Linked DNA regions of Homo sapiens: region 1 is linked to region 2. A link is an interaction called in ENCODE POLR2A ChIA-PET data of the cell type or tissue named here. Cell type or tissue: IMR-90. All regions are shown on one strand. Links, peaks and the distances in the headings refer to the core of each region. The heading gives the core; the rest is flanking DNA.

Region 1 (10,623 bases), core at 823-8,822, 760 kb after region 2:
TTGCCAGAGCCTTTCTAATTGATCTAATAGTTATAGCAGCTGACATTTATTTTATAGAGCAGTTACTTTGTGTTAGTTTCCTAGGGCAGCCATAATAAACTACTACAAATAAGCCCGGCATGCTGGCTCACACCTGTAATCCTAATGCTTTGGGAAGCTGAGGTGGGAGAATTGCTTGAGGGCAGGAGTTTGACACCAGCCTGGGCAACATACAGAGACCCTGTCTCTACAAAAAAATAAAAAATAAAAAATTAGCTGGATGTGGGGGCATGTGCCCCTGTACTTCCAGCCACACGGGAGGCTGAGGCGGAGGATCGCTTGAGTCCAGGAGTTCAAGGCTGCAGTGGGCCATGATCGTACCACTGCACTCCAGCCTGGGTGACAGAACGAGACCTTGTCTCAAGAAAACAAAACAAAACAAATTATTACAAATTGGGTGGCTTAAAACAATAGAAATAGGCTGGGTGCGGTGGCTCACACCTGTAATCCCAGCACTTTGGGAGGCTGAGGCAGGTGGATCACCTGAGGTCAGGAGTTTGAGAGCAGCGTGGCCAACATGGTAAAACACTGTCTCTACTAAAAATACAAAAATTGGGCTGGGCATGGTGGCTCACACCTGTAATCCCAGCACTTTGGGAGGCCGAGGCGGGTGGATCACCTGAGGTCAGGAGTTCAAGACCAGCCTGACCAACATAGTGAAACCCTGTCTCTACTAAAAATACAAAAATTAGCCAGGCGTGGTGGCACATGCCTGTAATCCCAGCTACTAGGGAGGCTGAGGCAGGAGAATCGCTTGAACCCAAGAGCCGGAGGATGCAGTGAGCCGATATTGCACCATTGCAACCCAGACTAGGCAACAAGAGCGAAACTCCGTCTCAAAAAAAAAAAAAAATACAAAAATTAGCCGGGCGTAGTGGTGGCGCACCTGTAATCCCAGCTACTGGGGAGGCTGAGGCTGGAGAATTGCTTGAACCCAGGAGGCGGAGGTTGCAGTGAGAGGAGATCGTGCCATTGCACTCCAGCCTCGGTGACAAGAGGGAAACTCTGTCTCAAAAAACAAAAAACAAACAAAAAAAGAAATACATTCTCTCTCAGCTCTGGAGGCCAAAAGTTGTAAAATTAGTGTCGGCAGGGCCATGTCCTTCTGAGGTTCTAAGGAAGAATCTGTTCCACATCTCTCTCCTAGATTCTGGTGGCTTTTGACAATCTTTGGCATTCCTTGTAGATGCATCACTTTAATCTCTGCCTCTGTCTTCACACAGCATTCTCCTCCATGTGTCTCTGTCTCTGTCCAAATTTTCCTCTTCTAAGGACACCAGTCATATTGGACTTAGGTTTCACCCCAATCCAGTATGATCTCATTTTAACTTGATTACATCTGCAAAGACCCTGTTTCCAAGTAAGGTCACATTCACAGATTCTAGGTGGACATGAATTTGGTGAGGGGAGGGGGTAGGGGACTGGATACTGTGCAACACTATGTACCAGGCACTGTGCTAAGTACTTTGCATACATTGTCTCATTTAACCTTCACAATACTCCCCTGAGATTCCTTTATTATTATTATTCCCATTTCACAGATGAAACTGAGGCTTAGAAATGTTAACTGGGCACAGTGGCTCACGCCTGTAATCCCAGCACTTTGGGAGGCCGAGGAGGGCAGACCACCTGAGGTCAGGAGTTCGAGACTAGCCTGGCCAACATGGTGAAACGCTGTCTCTACTAAAAATACAAAAATTAGCCTGGCATGGTCCAGCTACTTGGGAGACTGAGGCAGGAGAATTGCTTGAACCTGGGAGGTGGAGGTTGCAGTGAGCTGAGATTGTGCCACTGCACTCCAGCTTGGGGGAGAGAGCAAGACTCTTGTCTCAAAAGGAAATGTTAAGTAGCTTTTATTCAGCCAGTAAGGCAGTAAGGCAGAGCTGGAATTCAACCCAGGTCTGTGTGACTCTGGAGTCTCTTGTGGTCTTGAATGAAGTGATACTGCTGGCTCTAAGATTCTAGAAGTGAATCCTAGAATGGAAAGGAGCCTTGGGAGATCAGGTGAGACCCCACTGACCTGCCTCTGCAGGTAAGGGTCTTTCTTGATCTGTCCTTGGAAAAAAAAATTCAATGTCCTCACGCCTGTAATCCCAGCATTTTGGGAGGCCGAGGCGGGCGGATCACCTGAGATTGGGAGTTAGAGACCAGCCTGGCCGACATGGTGAAACCCCATCTCTACTAATAATACAAAAATTAGCTGGGCATGGTGGGGCATGCCTGTAATCCCAGCCTGTTATCCCAGCTACTCGGGAGGCTGAGGCATGAGAATCGTTTGAACCTGGGAGACAGAGGTTGCAGTGAGCCAAGATCACGCCATTGCACTCCAGCCTGGGCAACAAGAGCAAAACTCCATCTCAAAAAAAAAAAAAAAAATTAATGTCATAGACTCCTCTACGTGCTGAGCCCTGTCCTGAGTCTGGGAGTAGGGACAGAGGGAGGAATAAATTTTCCCACACTTCAGCTTGTCCTCTCTGAGGCCAGAGTTGTTACTCTAAAAACCTTCTTGGTCTTATCAGTCCTCTACTTAAAAACCATTTTTGGCATCTCACTGCTTACAAGTTAAAATCCAAACTCACTAGCATGGCACCCTCAACCCCTCTGAGCTGGCCCCACTCTTCTTCTAGCACCAGTCCTGCCTTTGTGTCCCACCGAACTTTTTCTTTCTTTTTTTTTTTTTTTTTTTTTGGAGATAGGGTCTCACTGTGTTCCCCAGGCTGGAGTACAGTGGTACAATCATGGCTCACTGCAGCCTCAACCTCCTGGGGCTCAAGGGATCTTTTCCCCTCAGCCCCCTGAGTAGCTGGGGCTGCAGGCACGAGCCACTGTGCTCAGCTAAGTTTTGTATTTTTTGTAGAGATAGGTTTCTTATTATGTTGCTAAGGCTGGTCTCGAACTCTTGGACCGAAGCAATCCTCCTGCCTTGGCCTCTGAAAGTGCTGGGATTACAGGTGTGAGCCACTGTGCCCTGCCCAACTTCCTATCTTCTGATATGACAACCCCTTTATGACTCAGGGTGCTCACAGATGCAGTTCCACTGGCCCGGACTGCTTTATTTCTCCTGTGTCTTTTTTTGCCTATTAAACTCATGTTTATTCTTTTTTTTTTTTTGAGACGGAGTCTCGCTCTGTCGCCCAGGCTGGAGTGCAGTGGTGTGATCTCAGCTCACTGCAACCCCTGCCTCCCAGGTTCAAGCGATTCTCCTGCCTCAGTCTCCCAAGTAGCTGGGACTACAGGCACTCACCACCACGCCCAACTAATTTTTCTCCTTTTTTTTTTTGGGTCTCACTGTGTTCCCCAGGCTGGAGTACAGTGGTACAATCATGGCTCACTGCAGCCTCAACCTCCTGGGCTCAAGGGATCTTTTCCCCTCAGCCCCGAGTAGCTGGGGCTGCAGGCACGAGCCTGTGAGAGTGAGACAGTGAGACAGTCTCACTGTCGCCCAGGCTGGAGTGCAGTGGCGCCATCTCGGCTCACTGCAGGCTCCGCCCCCCGGGGTTCACGCCATTCTCCTGCCTCAGCCTCCCGAGTAGCTGGGACTTTCTATTTTTTTTTTTTTTTTTTTTAGTAGAAACGAGGTTTCACCATGTTGGCCAGGATGGTCTCGATCACTTGACCTCGTGATCCGCCCGCCTCGGCCTCCCAAAGGGCTGGGATTATAGGCATGAGCCACTGCACCCGGCCATTTAAACTCATGTTTATTTTTTAAGAGCCAAAAAAGGGGCCAGGCGCGGTGGTTCACACCTGTAATCCCAGCACTTTGGGAGGCCGAGGCGGGGCGGATCACGAGGTCAGGAGATTGAGACCATCCTGGCTAACATGGTGAAACCCCGTCTCTACTAAAAAATACAAAAAATTAGCCGGGCGTGGTGGCGGGCGCCTGTAGTCCCAGCTACTCGGGAGGCTGAGGCAGGAGAATGGCTGAAACTGGGAGGCGGAGCTTGCAGTGAGCCGAGATGGCGCCACTGCACTCCAGCCTGGGTGACAGAGCGAGACTCCGTCTCAAAAATAAAAAAAAATAAAAAAAAAATAAGGGCCAAAAAAGAAAAAAAAACAAACAAATCAAAAGCCACCTCTTCAGGGATATCTTCCCTAATTCTTCCAAGCAGAGTTTACAGCTCAGCCTTCTCTGTTCTTGCATTTTCCTTGTTCAGTTAGCTGCATTTGTGTCTGTCCTGCCTAGTGGACTGTGAGCTCTTTGATGGCAAGGGCCATGTCTTAGTCACCTTTTAATCTTTTTTTATGGTATAGAATTTGCATATAAACTTTTAATCTTTAATGCTTAGCATGATGTTTAGTTAATAATTGAAGGAAGGAAAGAATTAAGCAACACTAGATGGAGCTCTGGATGTCACTACTGGAGAGAAGGCCTCTGATTTTTGGGATTTTAAACTAAAATGATCTTCATTTATTAGGCCAGTTAATTCATTATGCAAAAGAGATATAATATTTAATCTTTGCATTTTTTCTGGTAATTGTATGTTTCATCTTTCTCTTATATTAAATACTTTCTATAGTGCTTAAATTATATTGTTATCTCTTTGTTTTTTTATGTATTTATTTTTGAGACAGACTCTTCCTTTGTTGCCCAGGCTGGAGTGTCTTGGCTCACTGCAACCTCTGCCTCCCGGGTTCAAGTGATTTTTGTGTCTCAGCCTCCTGAGTAGCTGGGATTACAGGCGCCCGCTACCACGCCCGGCTAAATTTTGTATTTTTATTTATTTTATTTATTTTTATTTATTTATTTTTTGAGACGGAGTTTCGCTGTTGTTTCCCAGGCTGGAGTGCAATGGCGTGATCTCAGCTCACTGCAACCTCCGCCTCCCGGACTGAAGTGATTTTCCTCCCTCAGCCTCCTGAGTAGCTGGTATTACAGGCATGCACCACCACATCTGGCTAATTTTGTATTTTTAGTAGAGATGGGGTTTCTCCATGCTGGTCAGGCTTGTCTTGAACTCCTGACCTCAGGTGATCTGCCCACCTCAGCCTCCCAAAGTGCTGGGATTACAGGCGTGGGCCACTGTGCCTGGCCGTTTTTATTTTTATTTTTATTTTATTTTATTTTTTGAGATGGAGTTTCGCTCTTGTTGCCCAGGCTGGAGTACAATGGCGCGATCTCAGCTCACTGCAATATCTACCTCCCGGGTTCAAGCAATTCTCCTGCCTCAACCTCCCAAGTAGCTGAGATTACAGGCGCCCGCCACCATGCCCTGCTAATTTTTGTACTAAAAGTACATTTTGTACTAAAAGCTAATTTTGTATTTTTAGTAGAGACAGGGTTTCACCATGTTGGTTAGGCTGGTCTCCAACTCCTGACCTCAGGCGATCCGCCCACCTCAGCCTCCCAAACTGCTGGGATTATAGGGGTGAGCCACCATGCCCAGCCAACTTCTGTATTTTTAGTAGAGACGGGGTTTTGCCATATTGTCCAGGCTGGTCTCGAACTGTTCTCAAGTGATCTGCTGCCTTGGCCTCCCAAAGTGCTGGGGTTACAGACGTGAGCCGCCATGCCAGGCCCCTATCTCTTTATTTATATTTGAATATTTGGGTTTTATTTATATATATATATATATATATATATATATATATATATATATATTTTTTTTTTTTTTTTTTTTTTTTTTTTTTTTTTTGAGACGGAGTCTCACTCTGTCACCCGGGCTGGAGTGCAGTGGTGTGATGCTGGCTCACTGCAACCTCTGCCTCCCGGGTTCAAGCAATGTTCCTGCCTCAGCCTCTTGAGTAGCTGGGAATACAGGTGCGTGCCACCACGCCCAGCTAATTTTTGTATTTTTAGTAAAGATAGGGTTTCACCATGTTGGTCAGGCTGGTCTCAAACTCCTGATCTCGTGATCTGCCTGCCTCGGCCTCCCAAAGTTCTGGGATTACAGGCATGAGCCACTGTGCCCAGCGTGGGTTTAATTATTAATGATGGCCGTGTTCGGAATAGGCTGGACCAGGATAGGTTCAGAGTAGGCACGTTTAGTTGGAATTTTCTGAGTATGAGTGTCGTGTGGAAATTCACAGTGCCACTTGATTGCTGGAGGCCTGAATCTAGGAAGGCTTCTTGGAGTATGGATCCTGTTGAGAGTTTGGAAGTGAAAGTAGTAGTACTTCAGGCAGAAGAGATGGCCTCTATGGAGTCCCAGAAGTGAGGGCCAGGTATGGTGGCTCACACCTGTAATCCCAGCACTTTGGGAGGCTGAGGCGGGTGGATTGCTTGAGCTCCAGAGTTTGAGACCAGCCTGGGCAACATGGTGAAACCCTGTCTCTACAAAAACTACAGAAAAGTAGGCCAGGCACGGTGGCTCACGCCTGTAATCCCAGCACTTTGGGAGGCTGAGGCAGGCAGATCACTTGAGGTCAGGAGTTCGAGACCAGCCTGGCCAACATGGTGAAACCCCGTCTCTACTGAAAATACAAAAATTAGCCAGGCCTAGTGGTGCACGCCTGTAATCCCAGCTACTCAGGAGGCTCAGGCAGGCGAATCGTTTGAGCCTGGGAGGCAGAGGTTGCAGTGAGCTGAGATTGCACCACTGCACTTCAGCCTGGGTGGCAGAGTGAGACCCTGTCTCAAAATAAATAAATAAATAGAGTCCCGAAGTGAAACTGGGCAGGACAAAGTAGCGAGTAGAGGACAGATTGGCCAAGTTGCCTTTGGTCAGTGTCCACCCCTGCTTTGATGGCTGCAGAAGCTTCTCAGGGGACTCACTTGCCTTCTACCCCCAACCCAGGTGAATGCACAAGTTAGTGGCTGGGGCTTTTAAGAGAAATGGTTGAATGCCCATGAGTAGTTGACATATCCCCCACCTCCCTCTGACATGCATGTTTCCTAGTGAAGGGTGAATAGACAGCGGATACCTCATTGGGGCTTGGCAGCCAGGGGCTTCGCTGGCAGAAACAGCTGTCTCTCAGATGCTTCTTGTGTCTGGATCTTGGGAGCCAATGGTCCTTATAAACCAGGGCAGCTCAGTGGGGTAGGGGGCAGGGCAGACTAAGCCCATTCAGCTGCTCTCCAGCCACTCTAGCCTTCAATAACACAATGCTAGTGTAGAAAAGACCTTAGATATCAGCTCATTGGGTGGTTTTTATTTTGTTTCATTTGTTTTGTTTTGTTTTTTTCTGAGATGGAGTCTTATTCTGTTGCCCAGGCTGGATTGCAGTGGCACGATTTCGGCTCACTGCAACCTCTGTCTCCCAGGTTCAAGTGATTCTCCCACCTCAGCCTCCTGAGTAGCTCGGATTACAGGCCCCCACCATCACGCCTGGCTAATTTTTTGTATTTTTAGTAGAGATAGGGTTTTGCTATGTTGGCCAGGCTGGTCTCCTGACCTCAGGTGATCTGCCCGCCTCGGCCTCCCAAAGAGCTGGGATTGCAGGCATAAGCCACCATGCCTGGCCATTGGTGGAGCATAAGACCCCCTGTTCTCTCTAAACCTTACCGGAATAATCGTTGGGAAACCACTGATCTAGTCCTGCCACCTCTTTTTTTTTGAGATGGAGTCTTGCTCTGTCGCCCATGCTAGAGTGCAGTGGCGTGAGCTCGGCTCACTGCAACCTCCGCCTCCCAGGTTCAAGCGATTCTCCTGCCTCAGCCTCCGGAATAGCTGGGATTACAGGCGCCCGCCACCACGCCCAGCTAATTTTTGTATTTTTAGTAGAGACGGGGTTTCACCATGTTGGCCAGGCTGGTCTCGAACTCCTGACCTCCTGATCTAGCCACCTTGGCCTGCCAAAGTGCTGGGATTACAGGCGTGAGCCACCACGTCTGGCCACCTTTTTTTTTTTTTTTTTTTGAGATAGAGTCTTGCTCTGAATCCCAAGCTGCAGTGCAGTAGTGTGATTTTGGCTCACTGCATCCTCTGCCTCCTGGGTTCAAGCAATTCTCCCATCTCAGCCTCCTGAGTAGCTGGGGCTACAGGCGTGCACCACCACACCCAGCTAATTGTTTTTTTGCATTTTTAGTAGACTCAGGGTTTCACCATGTTGGTCAGGCTGGTCTTGAACTCCTGACCTCAAGTGATCCACCCGCCTTGGCCTCCAAAAGTGCTAGGATTACAGGCATGAGCCACCGTGCCTGGCTACCTTCTTGTTAGCAGAAAACATTGAGGCCTTCCTTTTCCCTTTCTGGGAAGAATGCCCCTCTCTGGCTGCCTCCTCAGTGTGAGGTGTGTGGAAGTACAGGGTGTCTGCATCTTACCTGGAAGGATGGAGTCTTGTTGTCAGGTTGGCACTGAGCCCCTCACCCTAGTATCACTGATGTTTCTCCTTCAGACTCTGCTCCTAATGCTGTATAGCCCCCTGTTCTGAGGATTCCTGAGTTGGGGCAGGAGAGGAAGAGTCTGTGGGGAGGAGCCTGGGCAGGACCTGAGAGCTTTGGCTCCTGGTCAACCAACCAACCAAACCTTCATTGAATTCCTATTAGGTGTTAGTGCTGGGGGCACCCAGAGGGGTACAAACAGGGTCCTGGCTTTCAAAGGACTTGCCATCTAGTTAGGGGAATGACACATGAAGAGACTAAGAGGTGTCACTAGGGGGTGAGCAGTCACAGCGCCAAGGGAAGAGACAAGTGGTATCAAAAAGAGGGGGTGACACCCAAGGGCTGGAAAGATCTGAGAAGACTTTTTGGAAGAAGGTGGGACTTAAACTGAGTCTTGGAAGATGCAGTGATTTCCTAGGTTCCTGATTTTCTTCCTTTTCTTTTTCTTTTTTGAGACAGAGTTTCACTCTTGTTACCTAGGGTGGAGTGCAATGACATGATCTCAGCTCATTGCCAAGATCAAGCAATTCTCCTGCCTCAGCCTCCCGAGTAGCTGGGATTATAGGCATGCGCCACCTCGCCCGGCTAACTGTATTTTTAGTTGAGTTGGGGTTTCTCCATGTTGGTCAGGCTGGTCTTGAACTCCCAACCTCAGGTGATCCACCTGCCTCGGCCTCCCAAAGTGCTGGGATTGCAGGCATGAGCCACTGTGCCCGGCCAGGATCCCCCATTTTTAAATGAGGATAATGGACTCAACGGAACATTTGAGTTGTGCTAGCATAGGAAGGAGATTCTAGGCTGCATTCCTAAAACCTGGATATGGGAAATAATAGTAATAGTAGTGGTGGTAGTAGAAGGTACCTCTTATAAAATGCTTCTTTAGGGCTGGGCACGGTGGCTCACACCTGTAATCCCAGCACTTTGGGAGGCTGAGGCGGGCGGATCATGAGGTCAGGAGATCGAGATCAGCCTGGCTAACATGGTGAAATTCCGTCTCTACTAAAAATACGACAAAAAATTAGCCGGGCGTGGTGGCACGCACCTGTAATCTCAGCTACTCCGGAGGCTGAGGCAGGAGAATTGCTTGAACCCGGGAGGCAGAGGTTGCAGTGAGCTGAGATTGCGCCACTGCACTCCAGCCGGGTGACAGAGCCAGACTCTGTCTCAAAAAAAAAAAAATGCTTCTTTAGTGCGTGACAGAGCCAGACTCTGTCTCAAAAAAAAAAAAAATGCTTCTTTAGTGCGAGGAACTGTTCATCTCTATCCTTACGATAGTGCTATAAGGTAGGTATGGTTGTCATCCCATTTTGTAGATGAGAAAACTGAGGTGCAGACTTTCTGGATATTACTCAGCTAATAAGTGGCGAGCCAGGATTGAACCCAGGCAGGCAGTCTGGCCCAAGGTGTTATTGAGCACCAAGCTCCACAGATAAGGGTTTGGTTGTTCTTTTTTTTTTTTTTTGATTCGGAGTCTCGCCCTATCACCCAGGCTGGGGTGCAATGGCATGATCTCAGCTCACTGCAACCTCTGCCTCCCGAGTTCAAGAGATTCTCCTGCCCCAGCCTCCCGAGTAGCTGAGATTACAGGCACGTGCCACCACGCCCAGCTAATTTTTTGTATCTTTAGTAGAGGCAGGGTTTCACCATGTTGGCCAGGCTGCTCTCAAACTCCTGACCTCGTGATCCGCCCGCCTCTGCCTCTCAAAGAGTTGGGATTACAGGTGTGAGCCACCGTGCCTGGCCTAGTTGTTCTTAAGGCAGGGAAATGGAGGCCTGAGGCAGAGGAGTGTCTGGATACACACCAAGTGCTGGCCCCCAACCTGCTTTTCTCTTACTACCACTTCCCCCACCCCAAGGTGCAACTCATCTGCCATATGTAGAAAGGGAGACCTCAGACCTCCAGATGCCTTGCCATGTCTAATACACGGGACCCACAGGCTGGACCCGGTGCTCCTCTCCTGTTCTCTCATCCCTAGATAGGTGACAAGTCCACATCATTGTTTTTATAAAAAATTCAGAGGATGCAATTAATAACATTTCTGTCTTCCTTCCCTCCCCCACCCCAGAGGATTTCAAGTTCTTCTATTATTATGGTAAGGAGTAAGAGTTTGGGATGGGAGCTGGAGAGGAGCGGGAGATGGCAGGTATGAGGCCAAGAGGTCACCTTTCCCTTTCCCTGTGGTGAGGGTACCCAGCTGGACATGGCCTCTGCCTAGTCCTATTCTAGACTCTGTTTGGGGGCAAGGGCTGTCCTGTGGTTTAGCTTCTTTCCTCTCCCAACAGGGGGCTGCCTGGACAGTCCAGGAGTACCTGTGGGCAGACAG
Region 2 (10,623 bases), core at 1,180-9,179:
AATCATCCCCAGTTCAGAACCACCGCTATAAAGGGGTGTAAATCCATATCCCTGAATCCAATGAGTCCTGGCTTCCAGCTTGTTAAACTCATCAGCTAAGGGGAGTACCTACTGGGCTGTCTAGCTGTAGTAGTTGCTGTATTAAGTTTATGATCTCTGTTTTTTTTGTTTGTTTGTTTGCTTGTTTTTTTTTTTTCAGATGGAGTCTCACTCTGTCACCAGGCTGGAGTGCAGTGGCATGATCTCAGTTTACCGCAACCTCTGCCTCCTGGGTTTAAGCGATTCTCCTGCCTTAGCCTCCCAAGTAGCTGGGACTACAGGCGCGCACCACCACGCCCAGGTAAGTTTTGTATTTTTAGTATAGTAGAGACGGGGTTTCACCATGTTGGCCAGGATGGTCTTGATCTCTTGACCTTGTGATCCACCTGCCTCAGCCTCCCAAAGTGCTGGGATTACAGGCGTGAGCCACCGCGCCTGGCCAAGCTCTGGTTATTTTCTTACATAGGAAAAAACCTATCGCTGACTTAGCAACCAAAGCCTCCATCGTTAGGCAAGGAATAAAATAAAACCAGCACGCTTTTTCCACTGTGATTTTTAAAAGTCATTAAAAAATATCTTTTCCCTTATGTACAGAAAAATTGGAACAGAAAAATATCTAACTTGCTGAGCATTTGATGGGAAAAAGTAAAAGATAACTTCCATTTGGTACACAACTTATTGTACATAGAGCTATGATTTGAGGAGGCATCTAATTTCTGAACAAATTCACCAAGAAATACCATCACTTAAAGTCATTATCGCAATCATGCTGCAGTGAACACTCTATACAAAATGGCCAGGTCATTAAACATCAAAGATGGAAAACAAGCCAGCAATCTCTTCTGTTCTCTTCAAAGTGAATGCAAAATGTATGTATCTTTTTTGTTTTTTTTTTAATTTTCATTTTTTCTTAAATGCAAATCAAATGAATTTCTGCTTTAGGATCTAAATATTTTAAAGACTGTTGCTTTCTCCATCTAAGTGACAGGTAAGCAGCATTCAGTACACTCTGGAGAACAGCACTGTCCTATATCATGTATGAGCAAAGACAAGCACACTGACTTAAGGAAAATGGGCTTCCTCTGCAAGGGGCAACATTATTTTGAGGGGTAATCCCTCTAGAACTTGCCTATACAGGTGTGCCTGGCCTTAAGAAACCTGATTTGGGAAAAGCTCACCAATTCAGACTAGTGGCAGACCAGCGGGAGATTGAGAAATAACCTTTAAAAATATCCTTTAAAATACATATGGAGCCTTAGACAAGGCCAGCACAGATACCGTAAGGTCTTTCTTTAGTGCTAAGAATGACCACATGGTGAACTTGTTTTATTTTAGCTAAATTATGCTTCTAATATTCTTGAAAAGTAGTAGCCTCTGTATTTACACACACTCCCTTTCAGCCTGTTTATATGATTAATTTACTTTTAGTAAATCTTTTTTTTCTCCACCATAGAGTACAAAGATAAACTTTAGTTAAATCTTTGTAACAGTGTTCTCAATTTTAAATTAGTGACATTTCGATTAGTAACACTTTATGAAATGTGAAATGCAAAACCTTCTAAATAGGTAAAATTGCAGGAGGTAGGGCAAGTAATTATGTCATAAAAGGATGATCTTTGTCAGCAGGCTCTCCTAGTACATTTAAATGCATGTTGACAGGGCACAAGCTTGTGTGACACACAGCCCAGGGGAATGCAGAGGCTCCAGGAAATGTGGAATGTATGTTTTGGAGGCCACGCTCACTGCAGAGCTTGGAATCACACACTCCTGGGCATGGGGGCCTTCTCTGTGTTCTCCAACACGCAGCATCATGCTTGACACAGAACACACACTCTGTAAATACCTGTTGGCCAAATGAAGCAGAAAACAATGGCAACATGGAGCACCCTCTGCCAAACTGTGACTGTTGGAAGAGCACTCTCGAAAATACATCATCTCTTAAAGCCAGGCACAGCTATATGGCTCTCACTTGTCCCAGATCCCCAGACGACACAGACACACTTACAGCCCCACAGTTGGGCATTTCACAGATGAAGGAGCCTGAGGGCTGGCCCAGGGCCTGCAGGGGCGGCCCCTCCGTGGGAGCCAGGACGGGGACGGGTGGTGGCTCCGGGGACTTCGGCACCTCACTCTCTTCTTCTTTTGTGGATTTCCTATCTTCTTCCGGGTCCTCCTCCTCCTCCTCCTCTAACTCTTCTTCTTCTTCACTTGTCTAGTGTTAAGGTAATAAAAGCAAGAGGGGAAAATCCCCAAATGGCATTCTTAGTGATGAACAGAACTCACAGATCAACAGAGGAGAGAGGGGCAGGATGCTGGCGCTGTGTTCCTTTCTTTCTGCATAAGGAATGGTGGACAGAGCCTGTTAGGCGTGATCCTCAAAAGGTTGGTCTCCGGATGCTTAGGACTTCGAGGTCAAGGAAGTAAGTCCCCTGCCCCACTTCGGGACCCCTCATCACTTATATAAAGATATGGTGAGGCAGAGAGGAGCAATTTCTACATGCAAGGATTCCCCACCTTGTTCGAGACTATCAGATCTTAAAATGACTAAAACTCAGGCTGCGTCCTGCCTGTAAGTAGCTCTGTCTCCTCACAGAGGTGAAGAGGGGTTTCCAGCAATAACAATACCATGGAATCCCCCTTGGAGAGAGACTAAAGAAGGACCTGTGCTGATTTGTTTTAGAGGCTTTATAACACACCATGCAAGATACTGGATTTGACCTGCGGTGTGCAGAAAGCACGTGACTCAAGGGGAGCTCCACTCTGGTCTTGTCAGAAAATAGAGTGAAAGGAGAGAAAATGGAAGGGGAGATTCCCTTTTATTTGTCATGTGCTTTTCCTTTTGTCTCTGACCATGGGCTTAGAAAAAGCAGTGTATTCAATGTTTCTATTTATTCATTTTCTCCTACCAGAGGCATTTAATGAAAAAGAACAAGAAAAACTTTTCCTATGAATAATGATCTCCTCTGCTTCTATGGCCACTCTCCCCACTTCAGAACAGCAGCCATGTGGAGAATTAAGCAGAAGGTCCCTGCCCTCCTCAAGGTTAACAGAATAGTAAGTTACTGGAATAGCTTGGAGTGGGTGCCCTGGGTGTGCTGGGATGGAAGGGCAACGATCCAGGAGGCTCTCATTCTCCCCTTGCTTAACTACTTTATTCTGCTCTCTCCAACCTTCCCAGGGTAGGGGTGAGGGCTGCTGGCTCCTGCAGGCCCCAAAAGGGCTGAGGACCAATCAGCCTCATTTCAGCTTTTATTTTACAGTTTACAAAGTGCTTTCACATTTACTATGCCACCGAATAGGCTGTAAACAGACCTGTCGTTTTATAAACGAGGAAGGAAAAGGCATGTCCAGCTGCCCCTGACCTGGCAGGTCATTTGTCTCTGCTAGGCTCTCTGCATAACTCATCACTTAATGCACGTGGGTTCCAGTCTACTCTACCCCTGACAGTGATATAAGTCTGGGGAGCCTATGATTCTTAAAGCCCAGAAGCAAGACTTTCCAAGAAGGATAAAGATTTCTGAAAGTAGTGATACCCTAGGACCCAGAAAACATAAGCTTCCTCTCTACAGTTTGGATTTGGGGTGTGTGTGTGAGAGAGGGAGACAATGCCAGTATGTATGTGGCATTTAGTAGCCCCTCACTGTTTCAGTATTGTCCTTATTTAATATCACATACATGTATACTTGCGATGCAGTATGAACAGGGTGTATTTAAGAAATGGCTTCAGTTTCCATTGGTAAACAGGATTAATTAGTAATGATCACATTTGTTAGAAGACCTCAGTGAACACTGATGTAGGCCTAGTACATTTGACAAAGTGGTTTATGATCTAAGCAGCCAGCCTCTTACTAGTATAGAACATACAGGTTGATTTCACTTAGGTGGTCTTATTTCTGTAAGACTCCACCATCTTTCCACCCCAAAGAGTTTCAGGTAAAACCATGTTATGTCAAACTGGGACTTTGTGGTCTCAAACATTAAGTAGCCCATGGCCTACAGTTTGGCATTTAAAAATAATTACACACAACAGATGACAATGCCATTTGTTTCATGGTATTTGTTATAATGACAATTTTCTCACAATGCCATTGTTTGGCTTAAACATTCTTAGAAGAAATGTTCCATATAGCCACAAAATTATAAGTCACACTGTACCATGATTATGTATGTCTCAGGAATTTAGATAGGTGTTATTTCAACTGGCAATCTATAAATCACAAAATGATTTACCATCAAACCACATGGCTCACCAAAGTGACTAAGAGATACAAAAATACAAGAACAAAAATCTTAACATGTAGAACTTCGTAACAACAAGTTGGTCATTTTATGATATATTGTGAAACAAAACACTTACTATATTCCAAAATTAGAAGGTGGGCAAATATGGGGGTGGGGAGGAGGCCATACATTTAACATGGTGCTCAGACCCTCGAGTGTCCACAATAAGAGTTTCTTGAGGAGGATATTTTTATTTCCCAAGCATGCAAATGGAATTCATATTATGAGAAATTGGTAAGTCAGAATACAAATGCTCAACAACCCAAATCTGCTCAAAGACACAAATTTGTGTGTTAGTCACTAATAATAATGATGACGATGACAACATTGAATGCCTGCTGAGAATCATGCATTTCACACACACACACACACACACACACACACACACACAATTTCTAGTTCTCATAACACTGTAAAATTTTTTCATTTTTAAACAAATGAGGAAATTGACCCAATAAATAAGTTTCTCAAGGTCACACAGCTGGTAAAAAAGTTGAACTGAGATTCAAAACCTGGCCTATCTTATTCCAAAACCTCAACCTTCTTCACTCTTTGGTCTGGCTGCACATGTCCACAGGTGCATGTTTATCCATCTGTAAATGGCTTAGAGATCCTAAATCTCTCAATATTACTGGAACCAGCTGCTTTGAAATGCCAAAGGGAAGGAGGATGTTTCCCAAGGCCCCCATCAATGGACTGTGCTGTAGGTAACTGTGCTGACATCATGGTGAGTTCTACCTTTGCCCTTGGAGCCCTGATTGCTGTTTTCCACAGTCAGTTAACTGCCTCAGTTGGTTTCTTGAATTGTGCTAAATTTTGATCACAGCCAGCCCCATATATTTGTCCTGAGTCGGGGAGCATGAGCACAGGCAGGGGACAGGAAGGTGTGGCCAGCACCTTCTCCTCTCACCTCATTAACAGAACCCATCTTGGCTCCCTGCCTCTGCTTCCAGTCACACTGCCCCTGCTGAGTGAGCAGCTGTGCTCTGTTGACCTCCCGGCTACTTAGCTAAAGGGCAATCATTCCTTTCAAACCTCCTTCTTTTCCCCTCTCAAGTCCTCAATAATCCCTGAACCACCTGAGCATGTTCCTTCATGTTCCATCTGGAGGGAAATGGTCACCCGCCCTTACGTAAAACATTGAAGATACATGATCAGGAGAGCTATCCCAGGTGTCCCAGGCAGGCCCCGAGGACAAAGAGTAGGACCACATCTTAGGACTGTGCCTTGCACACCCTCCCCAGGCGCACCCTCCCCAGGATCCCCATGATCCCAATTTTTCATCTCCACTCGGCAAACTATGCTTAGAAGGCTGACTGTGCACACAGTGCCCACAAAGGAGCTGTGAGCTGCCATATTGGCCTTTAATCAAGATTTTCTTGTTTTTTTTTTGTGGGCCTGAGTCATCTCTGCACATAAGCCTTTTGCTCTCCCTAAGCTCACAAGTAATGAGGGTGTGGACACTCCTGGCCCAGCCTAACACTGGCTCCTGGTGAATAAACCCAAGAGGGTGTGGCCCCTTGGGCACCCTCTTACCCTCTCCTCCTTAATCTGAAGCTTCACGCCGGCCTGGGTCTCCCTACCCATCTTCGAAGCCCAGGCAGTCCGAGACGGTGCCTCTGCCTTGTGTGGAAACATCTTTGTTAGTGTCACTCCTCTGCTCAGCATCCCCTTGTTCATTCCATCTCCCTCCAGTGAATTCACAGAAGGAATGTTTATGAATCAGAGCAACTCCTATCTTCGAAAAATATTCACTCATTCATTTAACAAACATTTATTGAGTGACTGTATTATGCCAGGCACTGTGCACTGTCCTAGGCACTTGATAACACCCAAGCCTAAGATACACCAATTTACCTTAGAAGACCATATTCTCTGATTTTGCCCCTCTTCCAAAACACGGCACTGACAGAGCCCAGAACATTCCAGAATTGGAAGGGACTTTCTAAATCATTTAAATCATCTGGCCATTTTACAGACCAGCAAGCCTAGGAGCAAAGCCTAGGTCTTCAAGGCTAGGAATCTTTGTGCTTCCTTGTTTACTGTCTCTTCTACTCATTTGGAAAGCAATGCTCTGTGTGACCTGGGGCAAGCCCCTTCCTCTCTCTGGGTCTCAACTTTCTTCCTGTAAAATGGTGAAATTGGGTGAAAGAGTCCTTAACGCTGCATCTAAGACTTTCTGGATCTCATTGCATACTGCTTTTAAACACTCTTGGGGTTCATGGTGTATTTCCACTTACATGTGTTATATCTTCCCAACAAGGACATATGTTCTGTGTGGTCGGGGGAGAGGAGGGAAGGGCCATTTAACATCCCGGGTTACCCACAGCACTACATACACATTGCTGTTTACATTGTGGGAGTTCAACTGCTTTTAGTTGACTGAACTGGAGGAGAGCATACTGTTTTTTGTTTTTTGTTTTTTTTTCTGAGATGTAGTCTCACTCTGTTGCCCAGGCTGGAGTACGGTGGCGCAATCTCTGCTCACTGCAACCTCCACCTCCCGGGTTCAGGCAATTCTCCTGCCTCAGCCTCCTGAATAGTGGGGACTACAGGCGTGCACTACCACGTCCAGTTAATTTTTTAGTAGAGATGGGGTTTCACCATGTTGGCCAGGGTGGTCTCGATCTCCTGACCTCGTGATCCACCTACCTTGGCCTCCCAAAGTGCTGGGATTACAGGTGTGAGCCACAGTGCCTGGGTGATCACATGTTTTTTAAAACATTAGGCCACAAACGAGCAAAAGACTATTCTGATATCATACATCACTACTTAAATGAGTCAAACAAAAGCCCTGGTCACAAGAAATCCTGAATGTAGAATACTGCCATCTCTGATTGAAAAAAATAGCAATACCATTCTATTCTACAGATTTCTACTTTCTCTGTTATTTGGGCTCAAATATAAATGTATTTATGTATGTATATTTCATAGCTAGGATCAATTATTAGTTAGAAGCATAGGCTTTGAAGCATTAATGAGTCCAATTTTTTTTTTTCAGATGGAGTTTTGCTCTCGTTGCCCAAGCTGGAGTGCAATGGTGCAATCTCGGCTCACCGCAACTTCTGCCTCCTGGGTTCAAGCGATCCTCCTGCCTCAGCCTCCCGAGTAGCTGGGATTACAGGTGTGTGCTACCACGCCTGGCTAATTTTTTGTATTTTTATTAGAAATGGGTTTCACCATGTTAGCCAGGCTGGTCTCGAACTCCTGACCTTAGATGATCTGCCCACCTTGGCCTCCCAAACTGCTGGGATTACAGGTTTGAGCCACCGTGCCTGGCCAAGTCCAAATTTTTTATACTTCTTTAAGAAAATGTGTGGCCAGGTGCAGTGGCCTGAGATTACAGGGGTGAGCCTGTAATCCCAGCACTTTGGGAAGCCAAGGCAGGAGGACTGCTTAAGCTCAGGAGTCTGAGAACAGCCTGGGCAACAAAGTGAGACGTTGTCTCTACAAAAAATTAAAATATGAGTGGGGCGTTGTGGTGTGTGCCTGTAGTCCCAGCTACTCAGGTGGCTGAGGTGGGAGGATTGCTTGAGCCCAAGAAGTTGAGGCTGTAGTGAGCTATGATCATGCCGCTGCATTCTAGCCTGAGCGACAAAGTGAGACCCTGTCTCAAACAAACAAAAGAAAATTTGCATCTGACTGCTCTTAACTACACAAGGGAATCAGGCTTAACAACACGCTCAGCAGCTGTGTGACTATGGCCAATTTGCTTAAGCTCTGTGCTTCAGTTTCCTACTGCATAGAATTGGTATTAAATGAATTACATTGGATTAAATGAGTCAATATTTATAAAGTCCCTAACACAATGCCTGGCACATGAAAACTGCTGTTTCACTGTCTGTTAAAGAAAATAACACACATACATGTGCTAACCCTTACAACTGGGGCACAATTGGGAATGAAAATATAATTTCAAATATTTACATAATTCATGAATTCCCAATACTTTCACTGATGGTGACAAAAGCTAGAGTTTAGTAATGTCAGACATAATTTTTATATACACATATATGGTAGGTAATGTTTTCCACAGAGTGTGAAAAGGAGATTTCCCATGGCTATGGATGCAGGGTGGAGAGTTAATTGCAAGGATCACAAGTGATAGTAATCATCAAAGCCACACATACAGGGTTCAGAGACTAGTTAGGTCTTCTTGTGTCTTTGGTACGTACTTAATGTGCAGTTGACTGTGGACTGTCTGCTAATGAAGGAAATCAATACCAGGGATAATGGTGATGTAAGGATTAGAATCATCTACATGCAGCGAATTAGTTCCTTAATGATGGAGGGTTCCTGGCACTACCTAGAGGTCAAAGCTCCTCTTGCTCATGCTTTACAGACTGTGGCAAAATCCCAGGGACCCTTTCTGAGGCACATTATGGGCTCAGGTCAGTAGCATCTATGACATGGAAAGATCAAAAAAGAATATTCCAGGGGGTCAGGACACCACCCAATCATAAACCAACAAACCCAAGGCTGGGACCATCCTTGGTTTAATTCTTCTGGCTCCTAGCTGCCTTGAAGCGGGCACCAGCCCTCACCTCTGTTTCTGAACACTGAGCTACAGGCCAAACCTATGGACTTCTTTCCTTTAAACCTACTCAGGAGGGTAGGTCCTGAATCCTGCAGGAGAGCTGGGCTGTTGTCACCTCCTTCCTCTGGCTATCTTGGCAGCAAAGCCAAACCAAACACCAGCTACTTACTAACCTGGGCCTGGGGTGGGAGCTGTCCCAGCACAAGCAACAACTTAGCAGCTTCACTCACCACACAATCGTCGATGATTTCTGCCAGGCGTGTCCGGTGTTTCCGCCCCAGCCGCATGATCTTTTTCCACGTGTAGTAGTACTCCACGCACTGAGCCACCGTCTTGGACTTCACCTGCCGGGAAAGCGAACTCAAGGTTAGCTCCAGCAATGGGCAGAGAGCAAAGGTAGCAAGCATTTTTGAATATTTAATTTTGTAATAGGGTAATAAACAAGTTTGTACAGTTCAAGAAAAAAATGTACCTGGTGAAAGGCCTCCTTCACACGCCTGTCCTTACCCCTCACCCTGCAACACAGGTAGCCCCTTGCATTAATTTCTTTGGCTACCATTCCAGATTTTTTTTTTTTTTTTGAGACGGAGTCTTGCTCTGTCGCCCAGGCTGGAGTGCAGTGGCGCAATCTCGGATCACTGCAACCTCTGCCTCCCAGGTTCACACCATTCTCCTGCCTCAGCCTCCCGAGTAGCTGGGACTACAGGCATCCGCCACCATGCCCGGCTAATTTTTTGTATTTTTAGTAGAGACGGGGTTTCATTGTGTTAGCCAGGATGGTCTTGATCTCCTGACCTCGTGATCCGCCCACCTCGGCCTCCCAAAGCACTGGGATTACGGGCGTGAGTCACTGCGCCCAGCCTTTTTTTTTTTTTTTTTGAGATGGAGTCTTGCTCTGTTGCCGAGGCTGGAGTGCAGTGGCACCATCTTGGCTCACTGCAACCTCCACCTCCGAGATTCAAGCAATTCTCCTGCCTTAGCCTCCCAAGTAGCTGGGATTACAGGCACCCGCCACCGCACCTGGCTCATTTTTTTCTATTTTTAGTAGAGATGGGGTTTCACCATGTTGGCCAGGCTAGTCTCGAACTCCTGACCTCAAGTGATCCTCCTGCCTGGGCCTCCCAAATTGCTGGCATTACAGGCATTGAGTCACAACACCCATTCCAGAATTTTTTTCTTTTTTTGAGATGGAGTTTCACTCTCGTTGCCCAGGCTGGAGTGCAATGGCACGATCTCGGCTCACCACAACCTCCACCTCCTGGGTTCAAGCGATTCTCCTGCCTCAGCCTCCTGAGTAGCTGGGATTACAGGCATGCACCACCACGCCCAGTTAATTTTGTATTTTTAGTAGAGACGTGGTTTCTACATGTTGGTCAGGCTGGTCTCGAACTCCCGACCTCAGGTGATCCGCCTGCCTTGGCCTCCCAAAGTGCTGGGATTACAGGTGTGAGCCACTGTGCCTGGCCTCCAGAATTTTCTAATGCATGTACCAGCACACACAAAAATATATTCCCTCCCCCACCATCTTTCCTCACAAAAGGGAGCACACTATAAATACTGCTTTGCAACTTGATTTTTTTCTCAATATAGCTTGGAAATTTTTTCAGATCAGTCCTTACAGACTTACTCATTTTTTTAACCCATAAAGCAGCTGCTTTTTCATTTAATATGCTTGAATGTCTCTAACTTGACCTTCAAAATATGCTTATGAGAAATGTTCCTTAGTAATGGAATAGGAATATAAGGCAAAAGTTATGATGACAGAG

What was found. ChIA-PET counts read pairs that join two places held together with the same protein. Peaks named below come from ENCODE experiments on the same cell type or tissue, not always from the same donor. Only the 100,000 strongest peaks of a DNase experiment are listed, where the experiment ranks them.
Region 1: POLR2A ChIA-PET joins it to region 2 with 11 read pairs; 3 of 35 experiments call an interaction of 5 or more read pairs at or near these places.

What each region holds. Positions count from the first base shown.
Region 1 is chr6:42,992,421-43,003,043 of GRCh38, forward strand. The region is part of intron 2 of PPP2R5D (protein phosphatase 2 regulatory subunit B'delta); the gene reads left to right. Among named protein-coding and RNA genes, the nearest start is that of PPP2R5D, 13 kb to the left of the region's middle. In IMR-90, for the core only: a CTCF peak has its summit at 4,373 (motif pointing right); no DNase peak of the experiment used is centred there.
Region 2 is chr6:42,234,161-42,244,783 of GRCh38, forward strand. It overlaps TRERF1 (transcriptional regulating factor 1), which reads right to left. Exons shown (of 18, transcript NM_001395490.1): 15 at 9,088-9,201; 16 at 2,045-2,251. It overlaps LOC105375061 (a long non-coding RNA gene), which reads left to right. Exons shown (of 4, transcript XR_001744122.2): 2 at 200-340; 3 at 634-908; 4 at 2,256-2,344. Among named protein-coding and RNA genes, the nearest start is that of MRPS10, 22 kb to the left of the region's middle. RefSeq lists enhancers at 2,338-2,497, 7,710-8,292. In IMR-90, for the core only: no CTCF peak of the experiment used is centred there; no DNase peak of the experiment used is centred there; H3K27ac peaks cover 667 bases.